Regions from separate parts of the Homo sapiens genome. Here region 1 is linked to region 2. A link is a contact called in ENCODE Hi-C data. All regions are on one chromosome and are shown on one strand. The core of a region is the stretch at or near the end of the contact, and the rest is flanking DNA. Distances in the headings are between cores, read along the strand shown.

Region 1 (7,470 bases), core at 452-2,951, 1.3 Mb before region 2:
TATTACTGTTTTTTAAAATTTATTTATTTATTTATTTTTTGAGACAGAGTTTCACTCTGTCGCCCAGGATGGAGTGCAGTGGTGGCATCTCGGCTCACTGCAACCTCTGCCTCCCTGGTTCAAGCAATTCCCCTGCCTCAGCCTCCCGAGTAGCTGCGATTACAGGCGCACACCACGACGCCCAGCTAGTTTTTGTGTGTTTTTTTTTAGTAGAGACGGGGTTTCACCATTTTGGCCAGACTGGTCTCAAACTCCTGACCTCAGGCAGTCTGCCCCCCTCGGCCTCCCAAAGTGCTGGGATTACAGGCGTGAGCCACCACACCCAGCGGTTATTACTGTTATCCTCTCCAGCCTACTGCATCTTCATGTGGGGCAATTCATTGTTCCCTACCAAAAAAGAAACAAATCCTAAAGAAAGAAAAGACCTATCAGAATCCCCAGCAGTCCAGATCTAATAGTTAATGAAATGGACGTAGAAGAGCTTCATGAGTTACTTATTTGTGTAATAAACATTAAATAGAAAATGTCAGCAACATGTTTCGTGTGTTTGATTTTCGCACATTAATAATGTAGAGTGGATTGTGTTCCAATTTTCCATCTATGTATCCATGGTAAAAGGAATAAAATAGCATTTTCACATCTTTCAGCTGATCTTCTTCCTTTTCCCTTCCCCAGTCTCTTAGGAATATTTCTGAAACCTACAGCCCTGCTTATAATTGAGCCTGTGCATGGGAGAGTCGTAAGCTCCATGCCCTGCCCCCCAGCTCGCACCAGGGCTGACTTCAGTCAGAGAAGCCCTGGGTCTGGAGGCATTTAGTGCCTCTGGAAGATTCTAAACATCTTTGGACACTTAGGGGAGAGGGAATTTACACACACACACAGTGTCCCACCAGGCCGACCTGGACTTTGTGTACAACTCCTAGGAATTTTTGGTGGGGAAGGGCTGTACTGGTTCGGGAAGGTTCTGAGCCAAACTTGGCCACAGGCAGTGCACAGCCTCCACAGCTGCAGACCACAGTTCAGTCTACTAGACAGTGTTAGAGGAGCCATTTCAGGGTGGGACTGATCAGATCTTAGGAGGTTCTGGCACTTGGGGGAGGGGAGCGGAGGACAGGATTATCATTCCATTGTTACCTAATACTGCTGTGTCTCTTAGTTGAGAAAGGCATGTACGGCTTGTATGTATTTCTGGACGCAGATGAAAAGAGAATGTTGACAGTATTGGGTATGGGTACTGCCATTTCATGCATAGGGCTGAAGGAGGTCCGATAATGACTTGTACAAGTGCCACTTGTATGTGGGGCGCTCCCACAACGCCTATGTTCAGTGTATTTTGAGGTTGTGCAATACAGCAAAGCTGTTGGAAAGGTGGTGTGAACTGCAGGGTGTGAAGTGCTGTTCCCTCTCCTTCAGACCCTCTCGCACATTCCCCCCCCCACCACCAGGCACACACATGAAACTACAGGAGACACATAATCCTCCCCTCCCCCAACATTGCAGACAGCTTTCTCTGAAAACTGATACCCTGAGGCCCTTTTTCCCTTACCAGCCACAATTAGGAGCAGCAAGACAGAAAATGCGGACTGGATTATGGCACAGAGACAGTGCTGTGTGATTTCTCTTTCTGGAAGAGGCCACTGTCCACGCTCCAGGCCTTATATTTCATCTGACTTTGCCACTACTGGCAGCAGCTTTAGGCTCCAGCGAGTCCAGGCCAAATCCAGTTCTTTCTGCGAAGTCCATGCTGGATTTTCTCTTTCACCCTAGTGAAGTCTCTGCCGAGGCTGTTGTTCTCAATCCAGCTCAGAAACTGGCTCAAACCGCCCTGAACTGGATTTGGTGGCTGTTGAGACACAGTTTCTGCCTCTTTGTTAGGGCGGATCCGGCCTCATTCGCGCTTCAGTTTCCCTCCCTCCTGTTTTCCCAGAGTCATCTACAGCCATTCCCCTCCCCCGGCCTCTCCAGTTTGGCATTTTTTTTTTACCCTTCCCTGGGCCAAGACCCCATAAAGCAGATTAAATTCTTTAATAAAAAAGTGGATTTAGATTGTAAACCTTCTGCTTTTATTACATTAAGTTCTGCTTTCCTCAAAGTTGTTATCTAACCAGTTGACATGGTGCCCTTAAAATCTTGGCTCGCATCCTAACCTAGAAATAACTTTAATTTTCACTCTGGATGGGAATAACTTTAAATTTCCCATCAAAGACTGAAGGGCTTTGGTGCAGTACATTGTTCATTTCCGTTTTGTAACCATATTTAAATTAAAACAATTTATTCATTTCTTTGCTGATAAATGACATAGTATGTGTAGAATTTTTAAAACAGTCACCTATACTGGCTTGTCTATTGCAACTGTGCAATTCCTAGAGGAAGAACTAAAGAACTGGGATGTTTTTGGTTTTCGAACCTGTAATTGTAACCCTGAATCCGATTCTATGAATTGTACAGTGACGAAGGCTGTTGGGGGAACACGTGGGGACCATTCCTGACAGAATACCGGTGGACACAAAACTGGGAATGTGACGAAATAAGGAGGATAGGACACGCCTGGGTTTTTGCAAGTTCCCTTTATAGAAAATTTAAACATTTCTTATGTTTTGGAACTAGATAGAGGTGACGGTTCCATAACACTGTGAATGAGGTAGATGCCACTTAATTGCACACTTTAGAAGGGCTAGTTTTATGTTATGTGGATTTTGCTTCAATAAAAAAGGGGCTTTGTTTTAAGAATTTCTCATTTTCTTTTTGTGTTTTTTGAAAATTCAGAGAAGAGACAGATAATAACCCTAATCTGGGTGTGGCTTCGTTGCGTGCTTCACGACTCTCTGGTCTCCCTCTGCTGGCCAAACTGCGCAACATGTCACCATGTCCCAAGGCCTCTTGAGAATGTCTCAATTTTATGTCGAAGCACAAATGCAAGGCTACGTTACTAAGAATCACTCTCCAAACCTGGTTTCATGTGCATTTTACGTGTGCAATATACTGAAAGAAGAATCAGATGTTTTGTTTCTATGATGTTACATAGGATTAATTATATATTAACGATTTAAAATTTGCCCCTAAGTCTCAAAACAGAGACAAAACCGTTGTCATTTCCCCTGGGCTTAAAACCAGAGTGAAATTGCTCATTTAAGTGTTTAGTTTCAGTAGAGCATAAAGCCCTGGAAAAAAAACAATTACAACAGTAGATATGGAAAAGCTATTTTTGTACACAGGAGGGGAGGGGTTGGCTTTGTCTAGTGAGTCAGTACGCTCAGAAGGATGTGGGTGCCGGTTTGGGCTAAGATAATCTTCAAAATGTATGTTAAAAGGACGTGAATTCATCAGTTGAATTTGTTTTTGTGAGATTTAAGAGTCATCAGTTATTGTGGGAAGGCACACAGTATATGCTACACGGGATTTTCCAAAATGTTCAGTATCAAAGGGGATTCAAGAAGGGTAGAGGTCAAGCCATCCAAACTGGCCCTCTGATTCTTAGAGATGCTTTTATTTTAGGATCTTTGCATTTTTCACTCCACCTTGAAATCTCCACCCTCCCCCCCCACCCCTTATTCCTCTCTCCTTTCACTGTCCTCTGAGTTCCTCCTACCCTCTGGTCAAGCTTTGCCTTCCTCAGAGGCCTTCCTGAATGCTTGGTCCAAAGTAAATTCCTTATACCTTCTTATCATCTTACATGGCAACCTCTTTTTTTCTGTTGTAGCACCACTGTAACTTACAATTATATATATTTGTTTTCTTGTACATTGGCTCTCCCCCTTCACCCGCAACTAGCTTTCTAAGTACCCTTGGGCCGTGTCTGTCTGATCAAAACTGTATAACAAGCATAGGACCTGGCAAAATGTTAGCAAGGAGCAAATATTTGTTGAACAGATTAATTAAATTCAAATATTATTTCTCTGGTCCCAGTCCACTACTTTCTGGCTTCTTCTTTTATACCAGTTAGTTCTTTTACGATTCAGTCTGTTTTCTTACTCTTGTGAACTTTCAGGAACAACTGATTTATTTCAGGGTTCCTCTTTACATAATGAGAGCTACTGAGTAGAATAGAATCTTCACAGCTTCTGGGGGGTACCAGAAAGATGCCCAGAAAGGGGGTACCATGGCCATTACTGGCACCTCAGACAAGGGCAGGCTTCAAACAGGGAGGCCTGTGGCAACCCCTCCCCTATGTCTGAAGCTGAGGGGATGGGGGAGCTAAGAACAAAGGAAAGAAGAGAAAAGTGTCCAGGGAACAGGTGGGGACCATGGTCTTCTTGCCCCATCTTCCTCAGGGGTTGGGGGGTACAGAGTTGGTGGTGGCCCATCCTGCTAGGTCCCACTGCCCCTCAGAAGAGGCCCCAGTCCTTCAGGTTGTTCTTGATGATGACGTCGGTGATGGCATCAAACACGAACTACGTTCTTGGTATCGGTGGCGCATGTGAAGTGTGTGTAGATCTCCTTGGTGTCTTTGTGCTTATTCAGGTCCTCAGACTTACTCTGGTTGTAGCTGGCTGCCTCATCATACTTGTTGGACCCTGTGTACTCAGGGAAGCAGATGGTCAGGGGCTGTGTGTGATCTTCTCCTCCAACAGCTCCTTCTTGTTGAGGAAGTAGATGATGGACGTGTTTGTGAACCACTTGTTGCAGATGCTGTCAAACAGCTTTTATCCCCTAAGAAAAGACACACTAGTCTTATAATTCTTACCGTCTGTGTTTTCTCATCTGTAGTACTTGATTTTACTCTGAGATGGAATTCAACTTGGGTTTTGGTTTCTGAGTCTGGAGTCATGCACATGGTTTTCCCCCTTCCATCTTTATCAAAACTGTCCCTATCACCAGAGGGAAAGGATTTACCAATTCCTCCTTTAAAAGAGTATCCTGGCGGCCAGGCCTGGTGGATCATGCCTGTAATTCCAGCACTTTGGGAGGCCGAGGTGGGTGGATCACCCGAAGGTCAGGAGTTCGAGACCAGCCTGGCCAACATGGAGAAACCCTCATCTCTACTAAAAATACAAAAATTAGCCAGGGGTGGTGACGGGCGCCTGTAATCTCAGCTACTCGGGAGGCTGAGACAGGAGAATTGCTTGAACCCGGGAGGTAGAGGTTGCAGTGAGCTGAGATCATGCCATTGCACTCCAGCCTGGGCAACAAGATTGAAACTTCGTGTCACACACACACACACACACACACACACAACGGGCATGGTGGCTCACGCCTGTAATCCCAGCACTTTGAGAGGCCAAGGTGGGCCGATCATGAGGTCAGGAGATTGAGACCATCCTGGCTAACACAGTGAAACCTCACCTCTACTAAAAATACAAAAACTTAGCTGGGTGTGGTGGCATGCACCTGTAGTCCCAGCTACTAGGAGGCTGACGCAGGAGAATTGCTTGAACCCAAGAGGTGGAGGTTGCGGTGAGCCGAGATCGCGCCACTGCACTCCACACTCCAGCCTGGGTGACAGAGCGAGACTCTGTCCCAAAAAAAAAAAAAAAAAAAAAATGGATCCTAGCTGGGCGAGGTGGCTCACGCCTGTAATCCCAGCACTTTGGGAGGCTGAGGTGGGTGGATCGCTTGAGGTCAGGAGTTTGAGACCAGCCTGGCCAACATGGCAAAACCCCGTCTCTACTAAAAATATAAAAATTAGCTGGGCATGGTGGTGGGTGCCTGTAATCTGAGCTACTAGGGAGGGGATACAGGAGAATCGCTTGAACCCGGCAGGCAGAGGTTGCACTAAGCTGGGATCGTGCCACTGCAGTCCAGCCTGGGTGACAGAGCAAGACTCAGTCTCAAAAAAAAAAAAAAAGATTCTACTCCTGGCCAGGGACTCATCCAAGCAGAAGTCTAATGCCACAGAATTTCAAGTAGGCAATTTGCATCTCTGAAAACCTTCAGATGAGAGAGAGAGAGAGGGGCCACCAATTCACTGGATTTCAGCCCAACACAAGAGTAATGTCTTTGGGGCTTTTTTTTTTTTTGAGACAGGGTCTCACTCTGTCACTGATGCTAGCTAGAGTGCAGTGGCCTGATCCTGGCTCCCTGCAGCCTTGACTTCTGGGCTCAAGTGATCCTCTCACCTCAGCCTCCAGAGTAGCTGGGACTATAGGCATGCACCATCACACTTGGTTATTTTTTTCTATTTTTCTTTTTTTTTTTGAGACAGAGTCTCACTTTGTTGCCCAGGCTGGAGTGCAGTGGTGCAATCTCTGGTCACTGTAACCTCCACCTCCCTGGTTCAAGCGATTCTCCTGCCTCAGACTCCCTAGTAGCTGGGATTACAGGTGCCTACCACCAAGCCTGGCTAATTTTTGTATGTTTAGTAGAGATGGGCTTTCGCCATGTTGACCAGGCTGGTCTTGAACTCCTGACCTCAAATGATCCACCCGCCTGGGCCTCCCAAAGTGCTGGGATTACAGGCATGAGCCACCATGCCTGGCCTATTTATTTTTTTATTTTTTCACAGAGACAGGGTCTCTCTGTGTTGCTCTGGCTGCCCTCAAACTCCTGGCTTCAAGTGACTCCTACCTCTGCCTCCCAGTGAGGTGGGATCACAGGCATGAGCCACTGTGCCCTGCCTGGAGCATTTCTTCACCTAAGCAAATTAGCTGTTCTAAAAGCTGTGCTAGGTGTTGGAGGACATTTGAAGCACAGCTTTATTGTGTATTTATTGCAAGGTTTTGATTGACTCGTTGTGAAACTGGTAGGATTTCCCTAACTGACTACAAAATTCTGTGACTTTCACTTCTTTTTTTTTTTTTTTTTTTTTTTGGGATGGAGTTTCGCTCCTGTTGCCCAGGCTGGAGTGCAATGGCACGATCTCAGCTCACCACAACCTCCGCCTCTGGCGTTCAAGAGATTCTCCTGCCTCAGCCTCCCGAGTAGCTGGGATTACAGGCATGCGTCACCACACCCGGCTAATTTGTGTTTTTAGTAGAGACAGTTTCTCCATGTTGGCCAGGCTAGTCTCGAACTCCTAACCTCAGGTGATCTGCCCACCTCAGCCTCCCAAAGTGCTGGGATTACAGGCGTGAGCCACCACGCCCGGCTGACTTTCACTTCTTTTAACTGGTTCAGGGTAATCAATAGTTGAGAGACCGAATATTGAGGTCAGAAAAACTCAAAGCTCTGAAGCCGTGGTTTCCTCATCTATTTTGTTTTTTCATCTATAAAAATATCTCTATAAAGTTGTAATAATCATTATAAGAGCAATTACATAGCAATACTTTGTGCCAGTTTACTGTTATGATATATATGTATATATAGTATGTATAAACCACATTGTATATATAAACTGTTTTCCTCATAGCCACCCTTTGGAGAAGGTACAATTGTTCCCATTTTATTTTTATTTTTTATAGTTAGGATCTCTGTCTGTTGCTCAGGCTGGAGTATAGTGGTGCAGTCATAGCTCACTGTGGCCTTGAACTCCTGGGCTCAAGTGATCTTCCTGCCTCAGCCTCCAGAGTAGCTCAGACTGCAGGCTTGTACCAC
Region 2 (7,856 bases), core at 2,845-5,344:
ACACAGTTCGTTTAAAATATATATAGCTGCAAGGAGACATTTTCTGTTCCCTTACCTGCCCTTCATGTCTACCACTTTTTGGTGGGTAGGGGTGGGAGTCAGGGGACAGAACTGCTTTGGCACAGAGTTGATTTAAGATACAGAGAACAGGCTGGGCACAGTGGCTCACACCTGTAATCTCAGCACTTTGGGAGTCCAAGGCAGGTGGATCAACTGAGATCAGGAGTTTGAGACCAGCCTGGCCAACATGGTGAAACTCCTTCTCTACTAAAAATACGAAAATTAGCCAGGTGTGGTGGCAGGTGCCTGTAATCTCAGCTACTTGGGAGGCAGAGGCAGGAGAATTGCTTAAACCCAGGAGGCAGAGGTTGCAGTGAGCCGAGATCGCACCACTGCACTCCAGCCTGGGAGACAGGATGGGTGAGACACTGCCTCAAAATAAAAAATAAAAATAAATACAGAGAACAAATTTCTAGAAGGAACAGACTGGTGTTCTGGAGCATTTCCCAGGAGTGGTCCAGGTGACCTCCACTTCACACAATTTGGTTTAACACAATGCTGCTCAACAAGAATGAACACGTTTATGCCCCCATCTCCAGAAGCATCACAACCTTTCATGGAAAACCCATTATTCCCACACTATTTCCATATAACATACAGTTATGGACCATCCCATGGGATGGTCCATGGCCCCACTGCACCCTTGTGAAAAATGAGAGTCAAAAACATGCCAATAATCATGTTAATGACAATACAGGTGGGTACCACTCGCACTTCACTGAGATAAAAATCCTCATGGAAGGCATCCCCCTCACGTCTCAGGACCCTTCAGAGCACAAGAAAAAGCTTTGTTCAGGTTGTATGCTGCTCTCCATCCTGAGACCTGTTCCTGAGCCACACCATAACAATAAGTGAATTAACAAAGAAGTACATTTGTGGGGAAGTTACAGGGACCCTGCAGAAAAGCCAAACTATTTGACAGAAGCTTGAAACAAACACTGCTCTGGGAAATCATTTGTATTAGCTGATGACTGGGCTCTGTTTTCTAAAATGGACATGCAACATATTCGATACTATGCTTACCACAGTTTGCTTGGTAAACCCTTCTGTCATACAACAAAATACATTCTTTCTCATGAATGATTGCTGAATATTCACCACGAGACCTAGACTCGGAAGCATGGAAAGTGTGCATTGGAACTTTCTCCCACTTGCATGGATTTGGACATGTGCTAAGAACCTGAAACTGCTTCCTTTCTGGAACTCAATTCTGTCAGTGTGCTTACTGCTGAGATGATCTGCTATCTTAAACTGAGAACACACAATAACACTGATCCACAGAAAAAAGGAGAGGTCACCATCTCCCTCATAAGATATGTTGTACATCAGGTCATGCTGTTTGTCACGTTTTAGCCATCCTAAGAAAGGACAGAAGCTGCATTCCATTCTGCAGTCTTGGCAAATGACTTTCTTCTGTTTCCACCTCTATTTTGCCTTGTTTATTTCATCTCCATTATCCCTCTTTCAGTCATGAATCATGACTTTTTTTTCTACAGTAGTCAGAGTTTTGTAGGACAAACTCAGGTCTCTCTGGCCTCTCAGCAAGCTTCAGGGCTTCATGCATGCCTGCAGCTGAGAGTGTCTGGTTGATATTCTGGTACTGGCACTGGAGCCGGCTGCAATAGGTGGTCCTCAGGTCCCAGTTGAAGAAGGCATAAATAAAAGGGTTAATGAGAGAGTTTGCATAGCCCAGCCATGGAAATATCCTCTCCACCCACAGTGGGATGCAGCTGCAGGCAGTGCCATAGACAGAAGGGTCTGGCTGTCAGGAGGAAAAAGGGCGGCCAGCACATGGTGGAGGCCCAGACGATGATCCCCAAGGTAGTCGCTGCTTTCTGTTTCCGCTTAAAGATGGAGATATTTTTTCCTTTCATGCTTGAGGAGTCTCGAAAGGTTTGCACACTCTTCCACCTCCTGGAACTTCACTGTGCCATTCAGGGTGACTACTGCTGTCTGGCTCCACTCGAGGGAAGCCAGGTAACCTGTGTTAGGCCGCGCTTTTCCTGGCGGCCTTGTAAATCTGTTAGTACATGAAAAGCATGACGCACATGGGGATTAGGATGCCACTGCGGTGGAGTAAATCGTGTAGCCAAAGTCTTGACTGACCAAGCACACCTTATCATCGTTTACATTCTGAGCCCGACCAAAAATGGTAGGTAAAGTGACAAAGGCGGAAAGAAGGCAGACAGAAAGAATCATCTTCGTCATGCATTTCCCCTTCTGCCTCATAGGGTACGTGAGAGGCTTCATGATCCCAAGGTACCTGTCGATGCTGATCACGTACAAGGTCAAGATCCAGGCCGTGCAGCACATGACATTCATGGAGAAGACGTTACAGAAAAAGTGTCCAAAGATCCACTTGCCCCCGATGAGGTCGGTGACACTGATGAAGGGCATGACCGCCATGGCCACCGAGAGGTTGGCCAGCGCCATGGACACGATCAGGTAGTTGGAGGGCTGGCGGAGCTTCTTGACGAAGCACACGGAGATACCACCAGGCAGTTGCCCGCGATCGCAGAGAGATGAGCGTCAGGACAGAGCCGATCACAACTTTCTCGGCCCTTTCTTGATTTGCTCCCCGCGGCCGGAGGCATTGCCCGGGGTTGCGTCCCAGGTGGGCGCCGGGCTGGCCGTCACCTCGGGGGCCCCCGCTCAGCAGATGCGGCGTCCCGGAGACCGCGACCGGTTCGGCGCCACCGTCGGGGCTCAGGTCGGGCAGCCTGCCCCCCACCTCCGGCAGGAGGAAAGAGCAGAGGCGCCCGTAGAGGTCCGGGTGGCCGCTGCTGTTAACATCCATCACTGCGCCGCCGTGTGGCGCTGCCCAAGAAGCCGCCCCACCCCCCTCCCCACCCCCGCGGCCGCCACAGGCTCCGGCTTTCGGCCCCGGGGCTTCAACTCGCCGGTTCCCCTCCGCCCGGCCCAGCTTGAGGCCTGCACCGGCCGCTGGGCAGCGCCAGGCTCGGCCTCGGGGCCCCGCCTGTCCCAGATCCCCGGCCGCTGCGTGAAACGCGAGAGCGCTGCCGAGCGGGGACTCCCTGAGGGAGGGACCTCGGACCCCGACGGACGCCCGGGACGCGCGGGCTCTCGGGCGCTCCGGCGGGGCTCGGCCCGCGGCTCCACAGCCCGCTGCACCCGCGCGGCTCGGAGCAATGGAGGATCAGGCAGCGGCAGAAGCTTCCGTTTCCTCCTTTTTAAATGGCTCCAAAATATTTCTTGTCGGTGGTGTGGAGTAGAGATTTATTGGTAAAATACTTGACAGAAAGCAGGCACTCAGCTGAGTAAATGGTGACAAAATTGGTGAGAAGATTTTTGAACAGGAGTGAACGAGAAAAGCCATGCTTAGAAAAGTCACCTGGAAACTGTGATTTAGAGGGATGGTAGGAAAGAGTGGCAGCAGGAAAGTGGTTTGGATGCTCTTTCAATGGTCTAGAAGAGGTCATGGGGCGGGGGTAGAGGGACAGCTACCAAGACAGGGAGCCTGGCCGCCGCTGTACCAGCGGGATCGAGCCTTCGGGTAGAGGACCGGAGAAGCGTGAGCAACCCGGGGCTCGGAGGTTGGAGCCCAGGCACCTGAGAGAGGACGTTCCCCACCACCGCTGCCTAAAGCCACTCCAGGCGAGAATCGCTTTCCAGGGCCCCAGCGGATAGGTTAGACTCAGAATAAGAGAAGGGGTCTGCGGAGGGGGACGGCCTGAGGCCCGCGGCCGGGTTCCCTCCCCAGACACCCGCGGAAAGCCCGAAAGGAGGCGGAACACGGCCCAGCGGCTCGCCACGGCGGGCCCATCCCTTGCTTAGCCGCCTCGCACCCTCGCCTCACCGCACTGCTGCACTGCTGCACTGCTGCCCTGCTGCCCGCCCTTCGCATCACTGACCCGCCCTCTCTCCGCCCCCTCGCCTCGCCGCCCCGCCCTCTCTCTCCGCCCCTTCACCTCGCCGTCCCGCCCCCTTGCCTCACCGCCGGGCTGAATTGCCGCCCCGCCCTCTAGCCACGCCCTCTGGCCCCTGCCTCTAGCCCCGCCTCTCGCCTCGCCGCCTCGCCGTCCCGCCGCCTTGCCGCCCTGCCACCCTGCCGCCCTGCCGCCCTGCCGCCCTGCCGCCCTGCCGCCGGTGGTCGCTGCCCGTGGTGCTCCGTCGCCCCCGCCACCTCACGTCCTCCCGTGCGTCGGGAGCGTCTCGGCTACAACATGTTGGGCATGATCAAGAACTCGCTGTTCGGAAGCGTAGAGACGTGGCCTTGGCAGGTCCTAAGCAAAGGGGACAAGGTAGGCCCGCAGGGCTGCCGAGGACCTGAAGGATTGCTGCCTCCCACCCCCACCCTCGTCGGGGCTGCAGCGGGTGCTGAGGGGCAGGTGGGGCAGGAATGTGCTATCGAAGGTGCGTTCTGGTGTCTGTCGCGAGTGCGGCTCTCCACCGCCCAGCATTTGGACTGGGAAGGAAAGGAGTGAGAGGTCCCCCTGCAGCCGGTGGTGAGAGGAGGGGGGTAAACAGGAGAGACTGATCCAAGGAGAGAATCCCAACTTGGGGAGTTGGGCACTGCCTGTTGAATGCATTCTTTCGTTTAAAATATTCCAAACATTCCGAACAGTTTGATTTGTTGAGAGACACTCGGTTGCAGAAATGAGTGTCGCAAGAAACTCCCAAGTACTAGAGAACTGCGGATAGTAGCCCCCTTTATCCGCGATTTCAGTTACCTGTGGTCAGCTCTTGTCCATAACTATTAAATGGAAAATTCCAGAAATACAGAAGTCCTAAGTTTTAAGTTTCCGGCCATTCTGCGTAGCAGGATGAAATCTTGATTCCTGGGACCGGAATGCCCCTTTGTCCAAGGTCAGCCTCCTATCTCTAGTAGCCGCCCTTAGTCACTTAGTAGCTAGCTTGGTGATCGGATCGACCGTGGCGGTATTGAAGTAACCCTTATTTTACTTAGTAATGGCCCCAAAGTGCAAGCTTAGCAATGCTGGCATATTGTTATAATTGCTGTTATTTTATTATTGTTGTTCATCTCTTACTGTGCCTAATTGATAAAGTTAAACTATATCATAGGTATGTATGTATAGGAAAAAACGTAGTAGATACAGGGTTCAGTTTTGTCCACCGTTTCAGGTATCCACTGGGGGGCTTGGAAGGTATCTACTATAGATAAGGGGGACTACTGTGTAAAAGAACAAGATCTGTGCAGAATAGATATAAATGCGCTACGCAGGGAGCACAGAGGCAGTCAATTCTGCCAGGGGGCTATGATGGGGACCTCAGTGGAGTGTCCTGAGCTGGGGCCTCAGGGATGTGTAGGAGTGCACACAACAGAGAAGAGCATGCACAAAGGCCCAGAGCTGTACCATTGCTTTTGGCCAGTTAGATCCTCTGGAGTTGGGTACCTAGAATACAGAATGAGTGAGAAGAGCATAATTGCTGTCTTCCCCCAAATTTATATCAGTGCTAACATGGGCTAACTGGACTGCACCCCTGAAAACAAGGAGAGTGCTGCTAGATTATAATCTCCTGGTGGACAGGTAGTTTAAACAGTGCAGCTGTATACAGAGCTCCCAATACGATGCCTCATTTGTGAAAGGACTGTATTGCCTGGGGGCCAAGTTCTGATACCTAGTACAATGATCTTCATATCACGAAAGCCCTCAATTAGACTCTAATCTGAACTCTTTGACAACCAAAGACCTTTCACCTGTTCTTATCTCCGTTTCCCCAGCTCTATGTAGAATGAACAGTTTAGCCCTGATCAGAGGTCCCACATTTGAATACCTGCAGCAACCAGGCAGGTAATGGAAATGGATGAAGCTGGCTGTTTTAGGCTATAAGGCATAGTGGGGACTGAGGCAAATCAGAGAGTGAACTCAGGTCCCCATCTCTAAACGGCAGTTCCAGCCACTTGTTGCTATGCAGTGATATATGAAACAGTGTTGCCAAATTCTTAAGGAAAACCATACATCCAGATTCTTAGCGAAATCACCCAATTTAAAAATAATTCGACAAAAACTGTTTTTTGAGTGCTATGTGCCAGGCACTCTTCTAGGCAATGGGATAAAAGATTAAAACCAGCAAAATTCTCTGCCCTCATGGAACTTATGTTTTATTGGCTAATGAACAAATAAAATGTATCATGGATCAGATAGTGATCAGTGCTGTGAAGAAAAGCAAGCAGGGGAGTGAGGAATAGGGAGTATTAGGAGTGAGGCTGTGATTTTGAGTAGGGAAACTGACATAGTTGTGCATAGGCTGGACACAAATGCAATAAGGATGCCAGTTATTAATATCAGTCCTGCTGTGAGCATCCAAAGGACCCACCCAAGCCAACACAGAGAGCTGTCTATCCGCCTCCCTGGGCAATGAAAAAGGCACCTGATAAGGTCTGCAGCATCACTGGCCTCCCCATCAAGTAGTTGCCCTACTCAGAACCACAGCCTTTCTCCTAACAGCCCTGATGAAGGTTCCTGTGATTCTAACACTTTAAGAATCCATGTGTTCTTGCTTTTGTCATGGAATGGGGCTCACTTTGTCTTTTTGGATTAATGATGATGGCCCACACAGGCGGAGAGGGGTCTGGGCTGGTTCGTGGCCTGTGCCCTCAGATTCCTTCCTCACCCATTCCCTGCTCTGCTGTCTTCCTGTGGAGTGGAAGCTGACCCATTCGGCCTGTTTCCCAGGCCAGATGTCAGCCGGCGCCCAGCTACGTTTGCTCAGTGGGAGTCTCTACTGGGAGATAAAAAGGGAGAAACCAGAGTATTTCTCCTCCTTCTCCACCCCATCAGATCCATACTACTAGGAGCTTCTCTGTGGCTTTGGCTTCCGCTACACAGGCCACCATGATTCTAGCTTCTACCCAGTAACCTAGGTATCTGAACTTAGGTAACAGGTAATTCTCCCTCTGTGTCTCCTAGGGTGCTTACTAACCTCTAGGTTGCCTCTCTGTCCCCTGCTGGCATCTCAGCCCCTCTGTTATCTGTGCAACCAATCCCTTGCATCGAAGTGCTTCTGCTCTAAATACTCTAGTAGTTTCTGTTTCCTGTTTGACTCTTATTGATACAGTGTCACTTGCCGTTAATTTGGGGCCTCTGGGATAAGGAGAACTCCCTAATAAGCATCTTCTCTCAGTGTTTGATGGGAATATGGGGCCATATGGGATATTGGTACCAGGCTAAAGCAAATCATTTAACCCAAATGAACCTGTTTCTACAGCTATAAAATGAGTATAAAAATATCTTTTCCATCTATTTCCAGAGTTACTATAAGTATTAAATTCTTTAAAACCATGAAAACATTTTGTAAAGTAGTATACATACCCTACAAATATAGTAATAGCATTATATCAGTGCTCATCTCAGCTTCATTCTTTCTAGCTGTGTGGTCACAGGCCAACTTAGCCCCTCTGAAGCTAATTGTGGAAGAAAATAATAGTTCATATATTAATAGATTGTTTTGAAGTTCAAATGAGATAACCAATTATAAAACTGTTCAATGTTAGTACTTGGTTGGAGATGGTAATGGTTAGCTTTACTGTAGTTTTACAGTAAAGTTTGGGTAAATTACTTAACATCCCGTGAGCCCTTGAATTCCTCAACTCTAAGATGAGAATAACAATGCCAATGTGAAATTAATTAATTATGCATAGATACTTGTAAACCTTTTTTTTTTTAAATATACAAACATAAAGGTATTATTTTTGAAGAGAACCTCTCCCTGAAATTATATTTTATCCTGGAAACAGCCTGGGTCAGAAACTATTGTCCACTCTCCTGGGCAAATGATGGCATACCATATTCCCCACATAGCATGGGCTTCAG

The links. Hi-C counts contacts between places; a loop is a spot of excess contacts on that map. Pooled maps may share reads with other maps.
Region 1: a pooled map shows a loop between it and region 2 (6-fold over the local background). The contact joins the enhancer-like site here to the promoter of HEBP1 in region 2. A Hi-C loop is called at or near these places in 6 of 50 pooled maps.

What each region holds. Positions count from the first base shown.
Region 1 is chr12:14,252,087-14,259,556 of GRCh38, reverse strand. It overlaps the pseudogene GNAI2P1. Among named protein-coding and RNA genes, the nearest start is that of ATF7IP, 110 kb to the left of the region's middle. RefSeq lists a cis regulatory region at 1,158-2,087. Within about 2 kb of position 1,701, at least 40 of the 41 ENCODE cell types and tissues checked have a DNase peak (open chromatin) inside an H3K27ac peak, as active enhancers do.
Region 2 is chr12:12,996,503-13,004,358 of GRCh38, reverse strand. HEBP1 (heme binding protein 1) reads left to right here and starts at 4,094. Exons shown (of 4, transcript NM_015987.5): 1 at 4,094-4,322. The coding sequence starts at 4,245. All of the region lies in intron 2 of GPRC5D-AS1 (GPRC5D and HEBP1 antisense RNA 1), which reads right to left. It also overlaps the pseudogene HTR7P1. RefSeq lists an enhancer at 2,030-2,575 and silencers at 3,000-3,149, 3,910-4,029, 4,080-4,229.